Linked DNA regions of Homo sapiens: region 1 is linked to region 2. A link is a loop called in an ENCODE intact Hi-C map of the cell type or tissue named here. Cell type or tissue: sigmoid colon. All regions are shown on one strand. Each heading gives the region's core, and the rest is flanking DNA. Links, peaks and the distances in the headings are about the cores only. Region 1 holds the start of SEMA3A (semaphorin 3A). Region 2 has its middle 120 kb from the start of SEMA3A.

Region 1 (2,930 bases), core at 131-2,630, 120 kb before region 2:
GGAGTAAAACTACTTGAGTTAAAACAGTTTAATCTTCAACTCCATTTTAATAATACCTGAGTTATAGAAAGATTTACTGCCACTAAATGTATGTATATCATTTTGGGCTCTACTTTAGCATTACTTTACACATCATCTATCTATAAGACCTATCTAAGCAAATGTGGAACAAACATAAAAAATCCTCAATAAAAATAAGCACATACATTAAATTGTAACCAAATAAAGCACTAGTGATAAAGCTCTTTTTTCTCTCTTTAATTTATACTTTTCAAAAGAGAAGTTTACACAACTACCTATGCAAGCAGACAGTAATGTGTCTGCAGTTCTCACTGAAGTACATATAGAATTAAATAACATAATATTTCAAAGACTTTAGCTTTACACAATTAGCCAAATACAGTCTTTTGTACAATCATAAGGCACTGTGGAAAAACTAGTCTGTTCCATCCAGTTTATGTTCTCTTGGCAAACCATGATCTACTGCTTATGTTAAGCATCTGATTGTCAGATTTGAACAAACTGAATATTCATGATGACGATTAACCATTTCATGTCTAAAACTAAGAAAATGCAATTCATCATAGTAATTATAGGTAAGGCATGCACATCTACAAAGAGACCATTTTTGCATTTCTATTTTTAAGAAAATATTTTAATAGAATTAAAGTCGGAAAAATTAACAGGCATAAGATAGGATAATAAGATATACAGATCAGCGTGTACCAGGCATACAGCTCTTTTCAGCAAATGTGATTAAATGTTCTTTGTTTGCATTTAAGTTGTCATATATCAAACAGAAGACATGCTTTTTACAAAAAGCGTTTAAAGCATCTCAGAAAGATACACATAATCACGTCGGTTTACCAGGTTAAACTAAAGGTTTGATGATTTGGGGTTGGGAGGGAGTTCAAGGAATTAAGGGGGGGGGCGGTTATTACAAAGCTAACCAAATAAAAGAAAAATAAGATTTACCTTTGTAGGATAATTTCAGCCTTGGCACATTGTTCTTCCCATTCTGATAGTTTGCTCTTGCTGTAAGTAATACTCCCCAGAAAAGACAGACAATCCTAGTTAACCAGCCCATGCTGCAGACGCTGTAGGTCCCTTTGCTGCTTTAGTCTTCCTTCCTGTATTGTGCGGCCAGAGAAGTTCAAACAATCTGGAAACTGGAGGTAACAGGTGATTTAGGTCAGTTTCATTCATAAATGCAGACAATCAAGACCTCATGGCAACACTAACACCTCTTCTTCTGTAACAGTCACTGAAGCACAGAAACTTCAAACCCTCCAAAAAGAAAAAAAAAAAAAAAAATTCCGAGCCAGGCACCGGATAATGAGGCACAACTGTTGTGTGGAAAGAAAAAAAAAAAAAATTAACAAGGTCTGCTGCAGTGGTGCTTAAGAAGCAGTTCCTTTTATCTAAGCTCCTCTGATAGCCGGTGGCAGTCTCTAATCCTGCTCCCTGCTTCATTCGGCTCCGGGGAAGCAGAATGAAAGGGAAACAGAGAGAGAGAGAGAGAGAAAGAGAGAGAGAGAGAGAGAGAGAGAGAGAAACCGTGAGCAGCGCGGACTTTTCCTGTACGCATGTAGAGGGAGATGACACAAGATCCCACAGACAGGTTTCCCCAACACTCACTAGACTGGCTGACAATGGGAGAACAGGCGAGCTCAACCTACTCCCCTTCCCTCCTGTCACACAACACATGCAAAAAACATCTCGTAGAGATTAGAGCCGGGAGCAGAACCCTCAGGCGTGCCTGTGAAAGGCATGTAGCTATAAATTTACTTCCCAAGGCAAGCGTTGTTTTATAGCCATTTTTGGGTGCAATTTTGATTTTAAAAATCTGAATTCTGCTACCTACAAAATTTACAATTCATGCTCATTATACAATCCTGCTGAACTTGTGCATTGTATGTGTGCGTGTGTGTGTGTGTGTGTGTGTGTGTGTCTATATATCCTCATCAATACAACTTTAACCACTGAAGGTTTTAAAGCCTTGTTAGAGATCATTCCCTCCTCCCAACAAACCCCCTGGGCTCAACCACCCCCTTCCTCTGTCCCACTGCAATTTCAGGGAAGAAATTCCTACTAAAGCCCATTCCAACAATCAGTTCAAGACAAATATAGGTCCTTTGAGAATTATAAATTACAACGGGGGATTCTCAAAAGGATACTCAGAATTTAAAAACGTCTATGGTTTTCCAGCTTCTGGAATGCTCTGGCTAACATTTTCAATGCATCACATCTCATTAATTAAAGACACTTCCCTAGTTTTGGTTTAAAGGGCAGCGGAAGATGACAAAGTTCACAAAAGTCCCTGCTGAGTGTCAAGGAGTAACATGAAAAGAATATCTCTGTGTCTTCATGAGCTGCTGAAGGGTTACTAAATTTTCTGTGGGACGTATAGGCATGTATTCAGGCAGTCATATGAACACCATTAGTTCCTTCTGAAACAAGTAGTTGGCTGTGGCCTCTCAATTTTCTCTCTTATTTTTCATTCAGTTTTCCTCAAAGCTGATATTTTTACAAGAATCTTTAGGGGATGTATAAAAAAGTTAACAGGACAGAACTTTCTCTCCTTTATTCCCCAAATGATTCTGCCCTACCCCCTCCTACCACCACTCCCCACCCCCCACCTCCAGAACAGCACTTGGAATCCAGAGACTCAACTTCAATAGTAGGGAAACTTCTTGGCTGAAGGGAGAGAGTGAGTCTCACAATTAAAAACATAAACACCTACTGAAAGTGGCTTAGTATTCTTAAGAAAATGATCTAAGCATTGTCACTACAGCTTTCATTACTTAATGTCCACAGACCAATAGAGAAAGCACAGCGCTCGCTCGCTCTGCTTTCTCTCTCTCTCTCTCTCTCTCTCTCTCTGTCTCTCCCTCTCTGCCGTTGGATGTGTGGCTTGTGTGAATGTAGGT
Region 2 (2,930 bases), core at 291-2,790:
TAGAAAAGTTCCAAATTTAAAATATTTCCCTCTCTTTCTCTTCTCTCCATCCATCTCGCCTTCCATTTTTCTCTCATGAGAGGCTGGGAAGATGTATATATATGTATTATATACGTGTGTATATAATACATATATATATATGTATATGTGTGTGTGTATATATATATATATATATATATATATATATATATATATATATATATATAAACTATACGTGACTCCTGATAAGAGAGTCTTTCTTGGCTACAGTTATGAACCTTGATACAATCACTATTTTGGAACCTTCCTAATGTTTGCACTGTCTCCTATTCTAAAATTATTTGCAGTATAGTTTTATTATTCTTCTCTTTGAAATATTATGTATGAAATATTTCTCTTTAATCACACTATACACTTGACTCTAATTACATCATGCATTGGTATTTGTCATTACTTTTTGAGAATATCAGCTTGATGATTTTAAATACTTATTTTTTTCTGAAGTTCTGTTGTCATCCTAAGCGACAGAATCCAATTTTGAAAGTAAAACAGCTAAAATCATAGGAAGAGTAAAATTGTACTTCTATAAGCCCTCTCACGTAAGCTATTTGTTTTGTAATTCTGTGAAAACAAAAATATTGACTCATAGTTCTTTGGGAATAAATCAAGTTAATTACTTAGTTTCCTCCTCTGTGGTCTTAATCATTTTAACAATAGGCTTTCATTCTTTACATTATCTGATAAGAAACTGGTATTTTTTTCTTCTTCAGTTGGATGGCACCATATACAGTTTTACACTTAAAGTAATAGATAAAACTGTGCTCATTGAATGAGTTTATGATAGCAAGGTCTTGAAGTGTATGCCCAAATGTGACTTATGGTGAGTGAAAATGGATTATCATTTTACAAATATAATACTCAACATTTTTACCCTTTCTATGTGTGTATGATAGCTTCTCAAATTCATTCTAAAATTGGTCTATATCCTAGACATTTTAATAGTCTGATGTCTATAAAATCCTCTCAGAATTCAGTCAGTGAGTCTATCTAGTTTTGCAATTAGATAAAGACATAACATTTTAATTAAGGCAGAGATTGTCATAATCAATGATTTAGTTCTTTGGTAATATCAGAGACATAAACATTACAAACAGACATCCGTGCAATAGGATTACACTTGCCACACCACTGATTTTATACTTAGTCATATGACATGTAGTGTAATGGGACATGACTGCAAGTAACCTGTGCCACATCTGAGCAGAAGCTTTAAGATCCAGCTCATTGTTCTGCTCTTGCTCTTTTCTTTCTGCCATAAGACTAGTATGTCTCAGATTGGGGTTGGTTCTTCATTTTAGAATGATGGTGCAGAGCCAAAGCTGTCCATGATAGACATATAATGTGTGCAATATATAAACTTTGTTGTAATAAGCTATATAGATAGATGTTGAGATCATTTGTTACCATAGTACGACTTATTCTAGACTCACTGAACTATGCAATAGAAAGTGCACAGATGCAAAAGGCATATAGAAGATAGCATATCAGAGACAATAGTCACTTTTGCTCAATCAAGCAATGCTTGTTTTAGACAAGATTGATTTTATACTGTGTCTGCCTTAATACAGCAAGAATTTGAGGAAATTGCCAGCTAAGACTCGATTAGAAAGTCATTTTTTCAAGTAAAAGCTGGTTTTCTTTAAATATAAATGGGAGGAAAACAATGAAAAACTAATGAGGAAAGTAATTTGATTTGTTTTAATCTCATAATAAATCCAACATAGTACTATAAAATCATGAAGAATAAATAACACATTAACTGAAAATATTATCTGGAGAAGCTTTTGGTTTGCTACGAATAATTTTCTACTCACTGTTCTAGCTGGTGGAATGAGATCAACAAGTCAATCATTTCCAGAAGGGTAATTAACCTTACCAATATCAAACTCCAAAAGATTAAACATTGTATCAAGTAGAAATTTAAAGATTATAAATGTAATCAGTAAATTTGTCAGATCACTGAACAGGTATGATACGAAATAGCAGACGATTAGGCTGGAGAGGACATGAAATATTCTCCTCCAGATTTTTTTAACTCTTGAAAATCTTAGTTTCATTAATGACACTACAACTGCAGGCACAAACCCCATGAAGGAAAGACCACAATATATAAGAGTCTACACATTTTGTATTTCTTCTTGGATGATCGACACAATAACAATACGCAGGATTTTGAGCTCTATTTTTAAAATAGCAGGTATGATTATTAAGTCATATAATCATTGTATAGAAACAAATAAAAAATCATCTAGATGGTCTCTGGTTAAAAACAGACTTCAAATAGTTTATCTCTTTCTAAACTAATTATGTAAGAAATCTTTGGTGACTTAAATCTTTCTCAGATTTCATCCTCTCTTAAAAAAAAGATGAAACTGATAAATGCAATAAACTACATATTCTTGTCCTAAATAACTAAATCTAGCAAATGTTTCAGTAGACATATGGTTAAGAATTTCTGAGGAGGGGCAGCAAAAAAATTCTTCATAAAATTTTATGCAAAAACTTATTTCAATTACATTCAAATAGATTACTGTGATAACTAGGTTTTATATTAAGATGTTTTGATGCTATTTAATTTTAACTACAAATTCACTCGATAATCTGATTATTAATCTAAATATATGTATTGGATACAATTGTAGGGATTACTCTTTTTCACATTTTATGATTTTATGTACTTTTTGTATTACTAATATATATTTTTTCTTTTTAAAATTCTGTCTTTCTTCCTCTAATTTTATTTTCTTTTCTCTTTTGTTATTTAGAAAAAGAATGGGAGCAGTGGTGCACATCTGTAGTCCCAGCTACTCACGAAGTTGAGGCAGGAGGATTTCTGGTGCCCAGAAGTTCACTTGAAGGCCTGCCTGCACAATATAGGAAGACTCTATCTC

The links. A loop is a pair of places that touch in the nucleus more often than their neighbours do. Peaks named below come from ENCODE experiments on the same cell type or tissue, not always from the same donor. Only the 100,000 strongest peaks of a DNase experiment are listed, where the experiment ranks them.
Region 1: a loop joins it to region 2, with 7 times the contacts of the local background. A loop is called at or near these places in 5 of 110 quality-filtered maps.

The regions. Positions count from the first base shown.
Region 1 is chr7:84,193,500-84,196,429 of GRCh38, forward strand. SEMA3A (semaphorin 3A) reads right to left here and starts at 1,290. Exons shown (of 17, transcript NM_006080.3): 1 at 976-1,290. The coding sequence starts at 1,087. RefSeq lists an enhancer at 1,404-2,211. In sigmoid colon, for the core only: no CTCF peak of the experiment used is centred there; a DNase peak (open chromatin) is centred at 1,572; H3K4me3 peaks cover 2,500 bases; H3K27ac peaks cover 524 bases.
Region 2 is chr7:84,313,201-84,316,130 of GRCh38, forward strand. It overlaps a transcript of SEMA3A not described here. Among named protein-coding and RNA genes, the nearest start is that of SEMA3A, 120 kb to the left of the region's middle. In sigmoid colon, for the core only: no CTCF peak of the experiment used is centred there; no DNase peak of the experiment used is centred there; H3K4me3 peaks cover 2,500 bases.